2 separate regions of the Homo sapiens genome follow, and region 1 is linked to region 2. The links are chromatin contacts, found by POLR2A ChIA-PET in ENCODE. All regions are on one chromosome and are shown on one strand. Each heading gives the region's core, a stretch centred on a gene start or an enhancer-like site at or near the end of the contact. The rest is flanking DNA. Distances are from core to core; before and after follow the strand shown. Region 1 holds the start of LINC00260 (long intergenic non-protein coding RNA 260). Region 2 overlaps LOC124904488 (a long non-coding RNA gene).

Evidence for each region. ChIA-PET counts read pairs that join two places held with the same protein, here RNA polymerase II (POLR2A).
Region 1: POLR2A ChIA-PET joins it to region 2 with 12 read pairs in WTC11. The contact joins the promoter of LINC00260 here to the enhancer-like site in region 2. POLR2A ChIA-PET finds 5 or more read pairs at or near these places in 5 of 52 experiments (BJ, HEK293, WTC11 and 2 more).

What each region holds. Positions count from the first base shown.
Region 1 is chr1:203,725,720-203,732,909 of GRCh38, reverse strand. It overlaps LINC00260 (long intergenic non-protein coding RNA 260), which reads right to left and starts at 2,333. Exons shown (of 1, transcript NR_046213.1): 1 at 1,057-2,333. ATP2B4 (ATPase plasma membrane Ca2+ transporting 4) reads right to left here. Exons shown (of 21, transcript NM_001684.5): 20 at 5,339-5,515. SNORA77 (small nucleolar RNA, H/ACA box 77) reads right to left here and starts at 3,329; the gene lies at 3,205-3,329.
Region 2 is chr1:203,524,202-203,531,449 of GRCh38, reverse strand. All of the region lies in intron 2 of LOC124904488 (a long non-coding RNA gene), which reads right to left. Among named protein-coding and RNA genes, the nearest start is that of OPTC, 34 kb to the right of the region's middle. Within about 2 kb of position 4,714, at least 3 of the 41 ENCODE cell types and tissues checked have a DNase peak (open chromatin) inside an H3K27ac peak, as active enhancers do.

The DNA.
Region 1 (7,190 bases), core at 1,084-3,583, 200 kb before region 2:
ATTTAAAATGTAAAGGGACTTTTCCCTACTCCATCACTCCTAACAGCTAGACAGCGATTGTTCGTTGTTTTTACCTGTACTTTTTTTTTTTTTTTGAGATGGAATCTCAATCTGTCGCCCAGGCTGGAGTGCAGTGGCACACTCTCGGTTCACTGCAACCTCCACCTACAGGCCCCTTTTTACCTGTACTCTTAAAAATAAGGCAAACAATTGAAGATTCTGAAGGCAAATTATGTATTACTGAATTTGAAGGCTCAGGAACCTCTAAATCAATTAAACCGACTACGTATTTTTGCGGATTTTCCAGGAAAATAACTCATGTGTTTAAATAAAAAACAGGGGCCATTTAGTAGCCAATATACAAATGGCCATGATGGAAAGACCCCTGGGCCATGAGTTGCTGGGCTCATCCTCCTCTGGGTATCTTGTCTGAGCTATCCCTTCCCTGGGCTGAAGTAGGTAGGCTCCCTGAGAATGGAGCTCAAGAACCCAGTGGCCAAGCCCACTATCGAGAATGCTACTAAGTGCATTAATGCATTAGAGATCTGAAATGTCTGGCAGAAATGCTGACAGTAACTCGGCAATTAGACTGAGGGAGGGGGAGGAAGAGGTTTTGGTTGGTGGTGGTTGAAACAGCTACAGGTCGAGGCTTACACAAGTAGCCTCTGGTTTTCAGTGCCCTGTTCCTCAGAGACAGAGGCAATTAATGCCATTCATTTTCTTCCTTCCTTCCTTTTTTTTTTTTTTTTTTTGACACCCAGGCTGGAGTGCAAGGTGCGATCTCGGCTCACTGCAAGCTCCGCCTCCCGGGTTCACGCCATTCTCCTGCCTCAGCCTCCTGAGTAGCTGGGACTACAGGCACCCGCCACCAGGCTGGCTAATTTTTTATATTTTAAGTAGTGACAGGGTTTCACTGTGTTAGCCAGGATGGTCTCAATCTCCTGACCTCGTGATCCGCCGGTCTTGGCCTCCCAAAGTGCTGGGATTACAGGCGTGAGCCACTGTGCCCAGCTTCCTTCCTTCCTTCCTCCCTCCTTCCTTTTTTTTTTTTTTTTTTTTTGAGACAGAGTCTCGCTCTGTCACCCAGGCTGGAGTGCAATGGCACGATCTTGGCTCACTGCAACCTCCATCTGCTGGGTTCAAGCCATTCTCCTGCCTCAGCCTCCTGAGTAGCAGGGACTACACGTACCTGCCACCATGCCCAGCTAATTTTTTTATTTTTAGTAGAGACAGAGTTTCACCATGCTGGCCAGGCTGGTCTCGAACTCCTGACCTTGTGATTTGCCTTCCTCAGCCTCCCAAAGTGCTGGGATTAAGGTGTGAGCCACCGCGCCCGGCCATGCCATTCATTTTCTGACAATGGTCCTGATCTAGGGCCTCAATCAACTCTACCATCCTTATCCCTGACCCCTAAGTAACAAGGACAAAATCAAAAGGAATTCCCTTTAGCCTTCATGAATCTGGTAGAATAATCTTAGAAATATCTATCTGCTTAATGCCAAGGGTTAATCTACCAGGAATGAAGGAAAGGTGCTGATTCCATTAACTGGACTTCATTTTCCCAGGAGGGAAGATGGGAAAGTAGGCAGAATGTGAGTGAGACAGTCCTTTTATAAAGCTTCCTGAGAAGCCATGAGCTGTTTAGGGCTAGTTTCTGGATCCAGATCACAGTTTGAGCAGAAACATCACTGCTTCCTCACATTATTCAGTTTTAGTTCCCTGGGACTGAGGAGCTTGAACCTGCAGGAGGAGAGGGTTTACACTTGGGGTGGGTGCGGGGGTTCCAGCTCCATGGAAGAAGGGACTGTAGAGACACCTTCTTCAGTGCTTATTGGAGTTACAAGGTCCCAACCTCCACAATTCTAGTCTCTAAGTTTTCTAACACCTCCCATACCAAAGCACTGCGATGAGAATGACAACAAAGATCAACGTGGAGGTGGCAGGGGGTTTTGTTAGAACCCAGCTGAGGCTGAAGGGCTGATGTTGGGAGCGGACCTCAGGGATCCAGGATACACGTTAGCATCATTAGCCTCATCAGCTTCCAGAGTCAGGTGCATCCTGGATGGCGTGAATTTGGTCACTGTGGCATCTTGAACATGCCTCACTTTAGGCTTTAATGCCATTTTGGCCCAACTGCCTCATGCTCCAACAATGCGGAAAGGTAGTATACCTAAAGCTATGTAGGCAGTGAAACCAAAAAGACCTTGTAGAGAGGGGCATAGTCAAGGAAATAGAAATTGGTAGTGGAGGGCAAGGAAGACCCATAAATCTCAGCCTCCCAGGACAGAAGACTGGAAAGGAGCAAGGAGGTACTGGACTGAGGGAATCTTGGCTAGGAGAAAAGAAATCACATAGTAGAAGTGGTTGATCCTGAAGAAAAACAAAGCAAAGACAGGTTATTTTGGAAAGAGCAGACCCAAAGGAAAGCACTGGGGGCTTTAGAGATGGGAGCCAAAGGCGCCAGGTTCTATGGGTACTTGGAGTCAGCAGCCTGGAGTGTGGGGTGGGGTAGGGAGTGAGCGTGGGGATTCTGGATGCCTGGATGCCACGAGGCACTTTGTGTAGGTCCCGCTGGAAATTTTCTTTCTGAGAGGAGGAACTTGAGAGAGGGAAAAGGAACCCTAGCGTTTCCCTACCTAGCCCTTTTCCACTTTTCTTTTTCTTCTTTTTTTTTTTTTTAATTCAGCTCTTCATATAACATCCCTTGTAAAAACAAAAGAATAAAAACAAACCAAAAAAGAGGGGCAGGGTAAATTTTTTTTTAAAAAAAGGAAAGGAAAGAGAGGAAAAGGAAATAAAATAAGACGATTTATTGTTTCTCCTCAGCATCCTCCTTGGTCTCCTCCTTCACTGAGAGACCTTCAAGCTTTTCTGCCACTTTTTCGGCATGATTGTTTTTGCCTGATCCTGGCCAAGCCGTCTCCTGGAGTTTCTCTTCTTGAAACTCAATGACCAAAGGAAGCCAAGTGGATGCATCCAAGCACCACCTAGACCATGGTCAGGCTGCTCAGTGACATCTGGTCACTTGCCACCACAGCTGCAGTCCAGCCTCACAGCAGAGGGGACCAAGCCCTCTGAGAGACAAACCAAGGACCACTGTAAAGCACCTTCTGGTGAGCTCCAGGCAGTGCCCGGACTCCAATGCCTGCCCAATTGGATGTGAGGCCAGCAACACGGAGAAGTGCTCAGGGCTCCCCAGGAAGCACCTGTGTCCCCAGGGAGCTGCATCGCCCTGGATAGGTGAGGCAGCCACAGCACCCTGGAATGTTTCTCTGGCAGACAGAAAAAGCACCTGCCTGGAAGTACAGTCAGGTGCATAGTGAGTCTGCAATCCACTTTTCTTCTTCTTTTTTTTTTTTTTTTTTGAGACAGAGTCTTGCCTTGTTGCCCAGGCTGGTGTGTAATGGCGCGATCTCAGCTCACTGCAACCTCAGCCTTCCGGGTTCAAGCGATTCTCCTGCCTCAGCCTCCAGAGTAGCTGGGATTACAGGCGCCCACCACCACGTCCAGCTAATTTTTGTATTTTTGGCAGAGCCAAGGTTTCACTATGTTGGCCAGGCTGGTCTCGAACTCCTGACTTTATGATCTGCCAGCCTCGGCCTCCCAAAGTGCTGGGATTACAGGCGTGAGCCACCGCACCCGGCCTCTTTTCCACTTTTCTATTTGTTGTCTTGCCTATAGGGGATAAGTTCCTACCAGGTATATAGTTTAGAATATTCACTCCATCTATCTCTCCTATACACTAACGAGGTGGGATTGACTGGGGAACTTCTTTTCTTTCTCTTTTTTTTTTGAGACAACTCTCAATCTGTCACCCAGGCTGGAGTGCAATGGTGTGGTCTCAGCTCACTGCAACCTCCGCCTCCTGGGTTCAAGCGATTTTCCTGCCTCAGCCTCCCAAGTAGCTGGGACTACAGGCATGTGCCACCATGCCTGGCTTGTATTTTTAGTAGAGACGGGGTTTCACCTAAGGCAGGGGATCCACCTGCCTTGGCCTCCCAAAGTGCTGGATTACAGGTGAGAACCACCGCGCCCAGTCTTTTTTTTTTTGTGAGACAGAGTTTAGCTCTCGTTGGCCAGGCTGGAGTGCAATGGCGCAATCTCAGCTCACTACAACCTCTGCCTCCCGGGTTCAAGTAATTCTTCTGCCTCAGCCTCCCGAGTAGCTGGGATTACAGGCATGTGCCACTACGCCCGGCTAATTTTGGATTTTTAGTAGAGACGCGGTTTCTCCATGTTGGTCAGGCTGGTCTTGAACTCCCGACCTCAGGTGATCCACCCACCTTGGCCTCCCAAAGTGCTGGGATTACAGGCGTGAGCCACCATGCCTGGCCGACTGGGGAACTTTCTAAAACATTTGCAAGGCCAGTTTTAGACAGTGAAACTTATTTTGAAGATCTCTAGCCAATCAGCAGAGAGAAATACGCCTGTTTTCTGGAGACCACCCTTGAGATCTTGGAATTTACAGTGTTTTTGAAATGGAAAATCTCAGGATTAAAACAATAAAGCTATGGGGGGTGAGAGCAGGGGAAGACAGAATTATCAATGCTTAGATCAGCGCATTCACCCAGGAGAAAGTAGTTACAATTGATGCATGGAAAGTGGAAAAAATAAAAGTTATTGTGGGGCTATAGACAGGGGACATAAGAGCAGCAGGGGTGGCTTCTATCCCATTTCAGAAATTGCAAGAAGGGAAGAGGCTTGAAGAAATTATTGCTTCCTCCTTGTCAGGAAGCAAGTCTGAATCCTGCAAAAGATGCTCAGACATCAAGAGACTATTGTCATTTTTACACATGAAACCATCAGATTCCCCACCATGGCCTTACACTTTGAATGGGGGAGATATAACAAGGTGAGTTTCTTTTACAAAGACCCTTCCAGATAGCATCTATTCCTATAATGGCAGTGTGAGGAAGCTATATTAAGTGAATGCTGGGTATGTTGGCATATTGATATTGTCTAACTCCTTCCTTCTGAAGGGTAGGGAAAAACTGAGCATTTCCCACCCTGGGGTCAGGTCTAGTGCTTGCAAGAGACCTTATGCTGAAGCTTGCCCATTTGATAGAGGGTGGCAGGCTGGGCTTTAGGGTCAACCCAGAGCTAAAGGACTATGCTAATAGTGTCCCATGGTCTAGGTCATTTGACTCCTCTCCTCTCAGAGGACCCCACACAGATCCTTTTGCGTGTCTGTCCTGAAGCTGAGGATCTAGGGCTGCCCATCAGTAGTGAGCCTTTGGAAGGGAAGAGATGCTGGCCGACAAGAACTGCTACCCTCCCAACACCTTCCAAGATGGGAAGCTGCTTCTCCCAAGGGAAGGACAGACCACTATCAGAGTACCTGAGTCTGGATACGGTTCAGGCCCCGGAACCAGAGGATCTGGCCTCGGCGCAGCTCCATCTCAGCATGGTCAATCTCATCCAGTCCCTCGGCATCCTTGGTGATCTCCTCTTTGGTGGTGCCATGCCCAGCCTCCTTCAGGAACTTCAGGGATCGGGTAGGTATTGCGGAGATGAACTGAAAACAAGCGCAGCGAAGAGGAAGACGTCAGAATCAGCGTGAGAAGAGCTGTCAGTCAACTTACATGAGCCAGGCCCTTGGGCAGGTTACTCTTTGCCCTACCACCCTTCCCACTGGAAGAGCAGTGGGCAGAAGCACCAATCCATCCAGGCAAGCATTCTCCAAGTGCCCACCAGCGGTCAGGCTTTTAGGAAGGTTTTCTGTATTTATGGACACACACAAAAGAGAGCTTCTATTCTAGTAATTGACCAGCCATCTGCCTGGTCATATACTTCATTTTCCTCTTTCTGTCTCATTTCTTCTGTTCCATTTTGCAATCTGTCTTTTAAGGTTAACAGAACTATACAGCATGGTACGCAGTAGGAAGAAACAGAGACCAGGACCTGGGGGAAAAGAGTTTGGGGAGAAGATGGTGATATTGCCTATGTATAGGCAAGGGGTTGAGAAGGGTATTGGAAATGAATGACCCCTTTCTTAGTTGCCACATGCAAAGTAGTTTCTGTGTTACAAACTCTTGTGAAAGGATACCAAAAGTTTTCTTGGGCTTGAGGTGAGGAAGTGGATGGGACAGTCCATAGAAGAGGGGTCACATGAGTATTATCAGAAGACAAGGAGCAGTACATAGGGTTTGAAATTTGAAATAAATTTCCCGGTGAGCTCAGCACCTGTCAGTCAGTTCTTTCCGGACAAGATAAGGAGTAGCCAGGGCTCATGTGGGGAAGAGGGACTGTATGGGCAATCTGATATGGAGTCAAGGGTTTTGAAATGGGAAGAATGCCAGAGCTCTGCCTCTGAATGTGGAAAAAGCTGTTGTGATACAGAAGGAAGGCTGCTGTCTGGCAGCAAGGCCACATGGCCACATGTGAGGCAAGAGCCAGAACAGAGTTTCAAACAACAGGTTTAACAACCAAGCTTTACCAAAGCATAAAACTGCTTTAGGAACCCATTGGTAAAAAAAAAAAAAAAGAAATCTTCACCAAACAGAACAGGGTGGAGGGAATTGGGTCAGACATTAATTAGGGAGGGCTGGGTGCAGCGGTTCATGCCTGTAATCCCAGCACTTCGGGAGGCCGAGGCAGGAGGATTGCTTGAGCCCAGGACTTTGAGATCAGCCTGGCAACATAGTGAGACCCCAATCTCTTTATTTTTTGTTTTTCGACATAGAGTCTCACTCTTGTCATCCAGGCTGGAGTGCAGTGCCGTGATCTCAGCTCATTGCACTCCGCCTCCCGGGTTCAAGCAATTCTGCTTCAGCCTCCCAAGTAGCTGGGATTACAGGCATGTGTCACCATGCCCGGCCAATTTTTTTTTTTTTTTTTTGTATTTTTAGTAGAGACAGGGTTTCACCATGTTGGCCAGGCTGGTCTCGAACTCCTGACCTCAGGTGATCTGCTCGACTCAGCCTCCCAAAGTGTTGGGATTATAGGTGTGAGCCACTGCGCCTGGCCTGAGACCCCCATCTCTTAAAAAAAAAAAAAAAAAAAAAAGAAAAGAAAAGAAAAGAAAAAGAAATTATTCAGGGAGGCATCTAGGTATGAAATAAATAACTAGCAGGTTTAGGGGAGAAGGCCTGCAGCTCCAGAAATGGCTCTTTGAGGCCAGTTAGGGCAAAGTGTCCATTACCTGGGTGGCTGGACACTAAGGGATTATCTGCAGAGACCTGGGGTCTGTA
Region 2 (7,248 bases), core at 3,465-5,964:
GTACAATAGTTTGGGGTTTTTAATTTTTCTATCTCCGTCTTTGTAATTCTTTGGTCTAACTCTCCTTTTGTTTCTTCTCCCCCCTTGGGTAGAGAATAGAGGAGTGTTATCTGTTGAGCCTCCCAAACCGCAGTGGGCATCATCTTCCCTGGCAGGGCTGCCTGTGAACAGTCATGTGTCCCTGTCTCCCTGGGCTAGCTCTGGGCGGGTGGTGGCCCAGATTTTCTTGCCTCCTCACTCTGCCAGTCTTGGAGGCAACATCAATTCAACTTTCAGGCTATGAAAGCACACAAGGAAACAGACTTAGTCATTTTCTGCTATAAATTTGCAGAGATGCCAGTTTAGTAAACAAAATAAATATATCTTCTCAGTGTATTTGCCTATTATGAATATGTATGAGCTCTTAGAACTTTGGGAGGAGGCAGATTTCTGGGGACAGCTTCTGGATTTAGAGCCCCCTAGGTGGAGAATGGCAAAGGGCTTGCATGCTCTATTTCTCAGCCCCCCACTCCTCACCTCTAAACTGGGCTTCTGAAGAGGGTGAGGAGGAAATCAGATTGGATGAATAGCTATACTTATAAAATCAGTCACTAACACCTACTGAATGCCTATTATGTGACAGCCATAGAGGAGCCGATGCTACAAAAATGACCAAGATGTATAGTCTTGGGCCACCACCAGGGCATGGTCTCCTAGATGAGAAACCTATAAACAAGCAAATTACAAAGTGATACACATGTGTATCACACACGTGTAATAATACAAGGTGTACATGTGTACATGATACAATGATGTATCACACACAATGTGATATCACAAATATAATGTGATAAATATAGCAACGGAAGCCTGTGTGTGGTATAGGGTTTGTTTAAAACACAGATTGGGGTAGGGAAAAATACAAACTGCAAGCAGACACACCTAGGGTCAAATTTCAACTCTACCACTTAGTTGAATACTTTAGATCACTTATTTATAAAATGGGGTCATTCCTTCCTTACTGTTCTTGAGAGTATTTGCAATAATGTACGTAGAGCACTAAATATAGTAACCAGCACCTAGTTGGCACTCAATAAATTATAGCTATTAATGAGAGGCATTGATCATTTCTTTTTTATTTAGGTACAATAAAAAGTTCACGATAGAATTGCCCTTTGCAATGTCCAAGGCACTTTCAGTCCATTATCTCAACACTGGGAAGGAGGTATTTTTGGCCTCTTTTCACAGATCAGGAATCCTGGGCTTAGAGTGGTCAGGAGCCCTGGCCAAGGCCACAAGCTAATGCAGAAATGCTGAGAAAGTATCATTTTTGGGTGAGACAGAGAGCTAGTGAACCCATATCAGCTAGAAGGACAGGAACTGTTCTGCCTTACCTGCATTTTTAGGCCCAAGTGCTGAGAAGCAGGACGAGCAGGAGGAAAGGAATCAGTGCGGCCTTTGCTAACACAGGGATGGCCAAAAGATGGTGGAAGTCACAGAGCCCACTTGGGTGAACAAAATCAGATGATGAAAACAAATGGGGACCCCTGTCTTTTCTTAAAAAATAAATAAAAATAACAAAAGAACTTTACACAAGAGGGGCCAAGACTAGGTACATGTCACAAATTTTGGAACCTTTGTCATTTCCCCTTGCTTGATAATTTAATCTCCCATCCATTCCCCTGAGTAATGAGCAGTGAACTCCTGATGAGGGGAACCACCTATCTACATGTTTTTGGGGGCAGTAAGAAAGTAGGAAATGGTAAAAGAGCATCCTACTGCGTGGGGGCAGCAGGGAAACAGGAACTGGGGGGACAGCACCCTACTGCATGGGAGCAGCAAGGAAACAGGAAATGGGGACAGCATCCTACTGCATGGGGGCGCAGGGAAACAGGAACTGGGGGCACAGCATCCTACTGCATGGGGGCAGCAAGGAAACAGGAACTGGGGGCACAGCATCCTACTGCATGGGGGCAGCAAGGAAACAGGAACTGGGGGCACAGCATCCTACTGCATGGGGGCAGCAGGGAAACATGAACTGGGGGACAGCATCCTACTGCATGGGGGCAGCAAGGAAACAGGAAATGGGTACAGCATCCTACTGCATGGGGGCAGCAGGGAAATGGGAACTGGGCAGACAGCATCCTACTGCATGGGGGCAGCAGGGAAACAGGAACTGGGGGGGACAGCATCCTACTGCATGGGGGCAGCAGGGAAACGAGAACTGGGGGGACAGCATCCTACTGCACAGAAAGAGGAGAACCCCAGGGGATGTGTGGGTGGTGGCAGCTTTTCAGAGAACAAGCAGTTCTCTGAGTTTCGGCACATTCCTGAGGCTAGAAAGGAGACCTGAGAAGAACAGAGGAACCAGTGGGGCCAAAAAGAGGACTTGGGGTTCCACGGTAGAACAGCCAACTGAACATAGAGACAGACTGAAAACCCAGGCCTTCGGATTCCAGACTCTTGTCTCCACTGCATACATTCCCATACAAATTCACCTACACAAACTCTGTGTGCTGGAGGGGATCAGAGGCAGATCACTGAGAGGGTTCATAGATATTGAGAAGGATTGGGTAGTTGGATATTGGCTGCATCTGCTGCTGGGCTGAGAGAGGAAGAAAGCTCAGGAAGATTGCCTAGAGCTTGCCCAGCTCTGAGCCCTGGGCTCACGGTGGTGGCGGTGGGGTGGCGTATCCAGAAGCCCTCTCAAGTTGCAAGAAAGAATAGCCATGTGGGAGTGGTATGGGTGTTGGTCCCAGCCCTGCCATTGACCACTCTATGCTGCTCATTTACACAACTTCCCGGGCCTCAGTGTCTTCATCTGTAAAATGGAGACACAAAATTCCAACCATAACCATTTTATAGTATTCTCAACAAGAACCAACTAAGGCAACAGATGGAGAAGAGCATTGGAAATTGTATAAGCTCTGAAGTGCTAGGAGAGAATTTTGTGTGTTGTTTATTTTAATTAATTTTTTAAAAAATCATGGTCTGACCCACTAGGCCATTTATTGCTGACTTGGAGCTCTCTGATCCTGGGTGCTCTGAGCTTATTTCCCCACGTAGACTGCATGCTGACAGAGAAGGCTGAGGTGCTCAAATCATACTTCTCCATATTTCTGTCATTACTGTCCCACCCTACATGCCCCTCTCACCAGCAGGGCGGCTCTGCCACAGAATTTGATGAGTGGCTGATTGATAGCTTGGCCATGTGTTCGTGGGGATATTCAATTTTTCTTCCAGCATTTAGTCACTGCCTTCCCATCTGTTTGGGTATTGGGGTGGGGGTGGGGTGGGGGGGTGAGCAGCCAGTTTCTCTGCCATCCAGTGTTGGAACAGAATGGCACATGCTTCATTTGCAACAACATGGATTTAGGCTAGACTTTTTTTTTTTTTTTTTTTTAATAGGGTCTCCCTTGTCACCCAGGCTGGAGTGCCATGGCATGATCTCAGCTCACGGCAGCCACGACCTCCCGGGTTCAAGAAATCCTCCTGCCTCAGCCCCCACAAGTAGCTGGGATTACAGGCATGCACCACCATGCCTGGCTAATTTTTGTATTTTTTGTAGGGCTTTCGCCACATTATCCAGGCTGGTCTCCAGTTCCTGGGCTCAAGTGATCCGCCCGCCTCGGCCTCCCAAAGTGCTGGGGTTACAGGTCTGGCCACTGCGCGCAGCCTAGACTAGACTTTAGATAGCTTAGATTAGCTAGAAGGCCTGAGGAATGAAAAAGAAAAGAACTGTGAACTTTTGAAGTTTCCTGGCTAAGTTTTTTTGGTCTTTTATTTTCCAAAGTATTTTAGAGTAAGTTACAGGTATGATTTTTCATTCCTAGATACTTCAGTTTGTATCTTTGAAAAATTAGGGGTTTTTTTTTAGGCTAGTTAAGTAAAGTTAGGGCATTTTGTGTGTGTGTGTGTGTGGTGTATGTGTGTGTAGTGTATGTGGTATGGAGTGTATGTGAATGTACGTAAGAGGGTGTGTGTGTGGGAGTGTGTGTGCCGTGCGTGTGCTGTATAAGCTAATGTGAGTGTGTGGTGTGTGAGCTAATGTAGTGTGTGGTGTGTGAGCTTATGTGAGTGTGTGTGGTGTGTGAGCTAATGTGAGTGTGTGTGGTGTGTGAGCTAATGTAGTGTGTGGTGTGTGAGCTTATGTGAGTGTGTGTGCTGTGTAAGCTAATGTGAGTGTATGTGGTGTGTGAGCTAATGTGAGTGTGTGTGGTGTGTGAGCTAATGTGAGTGTGTCTAGGTGGGTATGTGAGTGTAGGAGTGGTGTGTGAGTGTGTGAGTGTGTGGTGTGTGAGCTTATGTGAGTGTGTGTAGGTGTGGTATGTGAGTGTAGGAGTGGTGTGTGAGAGTGTGTGGGGGGGGAGTTTGGTGTGTGAGTTTATGTGAGTGTGTCTAGGTGGGTATGTGAGTGTAGGAGTGGTGTGCAAGTGTGTGTGAGAGTGTGTGTGTTGTGTGAGCTTATGTGAGTGTCTGTAGGTGTGGTATGTGAGTGGAGGAGTGGTGTGTGAGTGTGTGTGTGTGTGTGTGTGTGTGAGAGAGAGAGAGTGCACGTTTGTGTCAAGTGCACACAGCTCTTTGAGGGGGGGTTTGGCTGCTGCTCTTCTCAGAGGCAGGGGAGTGGGCCAAGGAAGGCCTGGTTCATCCCTCCCAGCTCAGCGAAGCCCTCAGGGAGGGGAGGTGCCCCACACTGGGGCAGGGAGCAGCTGGGGAAAGTTGACTCAAGACAAAGTTCCCGGCTTCTCTTCCCTGGCGCTGCCTTTCCCTCAGGCCCTTTAGTATCCTTTGCCAGGGACTCCATAATCTCTTACTGGGAAACCGGGACAGAATCGAGTGCTGAGTGTGGTACCCAAACTGCAAATCAATGAAGTCTGAATTAAATATTGATTTCCTCCCTTTTCTTTCAGGGAAGTTTCTTGAGAGGAATTGGCTTGCTGGTTTTGTTTTTTGCTTTTTTAATTTTTCATCCTGATCCTTAAACACTACTTATGAAAGACTAATCGTGCAAGGTATAGCCTAGTCCTCTCTTACCCGCCTCCCTCTTTGACTCTGGTAGCTTTCCTCTCCAAAGATGAAATGTCAGCCATTGGGGGAAGTGGCTCATAAGAACATGACTGTCTGCCATCAGCCCACAAGGCCGTGGCTGGGCAAAGGGCAGTCCCACCCCCAGATGCCCCTTGGCTTGGACATTTAGCTCCAGATGGGAGGTCAAGACTTCATCCCAGGCCAAGTAAGCGATGCCAACTAAAGGCTCCCATCTTTAGCATGTCCTGCAAGCTTGCCAGGACTGGGGTAAGGTACTTAGGATGTCCTGGGCCGTAAAAAGACACTGGTGCTTTCCTCACTGCCCCCACATCCCCATAACATAAAGTTAAACCAGAGATAAATTAGAGTAAGGAACACCAAGAATTCTGTTTCTTCCCATAATGATGACCAGGATATCAAACAGTAAGTCACTGACAGGTTTTGGTTTGTTTGTTTGCTTTAGGGACAGGGTCTCACTTTGTCGCCCAGGCTGGAGTACAAGTGATATGACCTTGGCTCACTGCAGCCTCCACCTCCTCGGTTCAAGTGATCCTCCCACCTCAGCCTCCCAGAGTGCTGGAATTACAAGTGTGGGCCAGTGTACCTGGCCTGTGTGGGCCCATTTCTGAGGGAAGTTAGAATCTCACGCCCTGGGCCTGGTGGTCTGTGGTCTAGAAGGCTTCCCCAGCCTCCCTGGAGAACCTGCCAGTGGCAGGTTCTAGGCAGCATTTGAACCCCTCACCCCCATCCCCAAGCCCCATTCTCTTTCCTCTTGTGTGCCAGCAGCTTCCTGGGCCTCCTGCACTTTCAGCCAGCAACTGGCTATGACAGCAGAAAAAGAAAACAGCCAGGTCTCTATTCCCAGAGGACCAGTCTGTAGGGGAGGCTGTTCCGGGATGAGCTTGTTAGCAGAGAAATTTAATTTACTGCCCTCCCACCAGGCTGAAGGTTCTGTGCCTCCATAGAGTCTCCCTCCTGAGCACCCCAGGTTCTTTATGAGAAGTCCTATTGGTCTCAAGGTGAAGGTGTGGAGAATGGAAAATCTCAGGCTGGCTCAAGAGATTGCAGAGTTATCCCCAGGAGAAGATCCCAGGGCTCCAGCTTCGGTGCATCCTCCCACTCTGCCTTATTCGGCTTTGCTGGAAATTCCTCAGTCTCGGTCTCTGGAATGGGTCAAATCTGGGCTTGAATGACAGACAGCATTCATTCACAAACACCTGTTGAGGCCTATTGTGTGCCAGGAGTGCTAAGGTAAAGGAATACTGGGATAAAAACACAGCCTATAATCTGAAAGGCATCTCCCTGGGGAGACAGGCACATACGCAATGACACTATAGTGGGACAAGTGCTGCAATAGGTCTACCCACTAAAGCATGTAAGAGGGACACCTACGGCATGCATGTGGTGAGGCAGGGGTGCAGGGGGCAGGGCTGATTCTGAGCTGATCCTTATGAATGGGTTAGCCAAGTCCAAAAAAGGGTGGGGGATAGGGAAGGGTGTCTCCAGAAGAGGAAACAGCCTGGAGCAAACAGAGGGAGGCATTTAGGAGCCCCCGTGTTGTCTGCAATGGGGTGTCCAGTGCTGTGAGAGACGATAGGGTGTGCATACAGGCCTTGGCATCAAATTGCAGAGGCAGGCTGCCCAAGTGTGCTTTGGGTTCTGTGATGCTGGGAAGTCTATACAATGGGAACAAATAGGACCAGCTTCATGGGGATTTGGGGAGGTAATGAGCAAATGAGATGATCTTTATGAAGTACTTAGCACAGTGTCTAGCTAGGGGTTAGCAGTCTATATATTGCTGTTAGCAGTTCATATCATTACTGATGAATTGTATGATCTTGCAAAAGTTATTTTATAGCTCCCATCCTCAGTTTTCTCATCTGTAAAATGGCGTATTTGTTTGTTTGTTTTTCACAATCTATTCAGTTGTGAACAGATCAAGGGACTGCCTTACTGACTTTAACTTCCCATCTCCTAAGGCAGTGCCCAGTATACAAAGATCAGTCTCTTTTCCTTCCCTTTCCTTTCATTCTTCCAGCCCACTTAGGGCCTAACTGCTCAAAAGAGTGGCTATTTGTTCTCCTTTCAGTTCCGGGGACATTTTGCTCTATACTCAACTTCCAAAAATAGATCTGACTCCAAGTTCCGCACTCTTTCCACTAAACTCCAGTTGCCACAACAAATTTTTAGTCTAACAATGATGTATCGATTTTTGCCTAAAAAATTAGCAATGCATTTTTT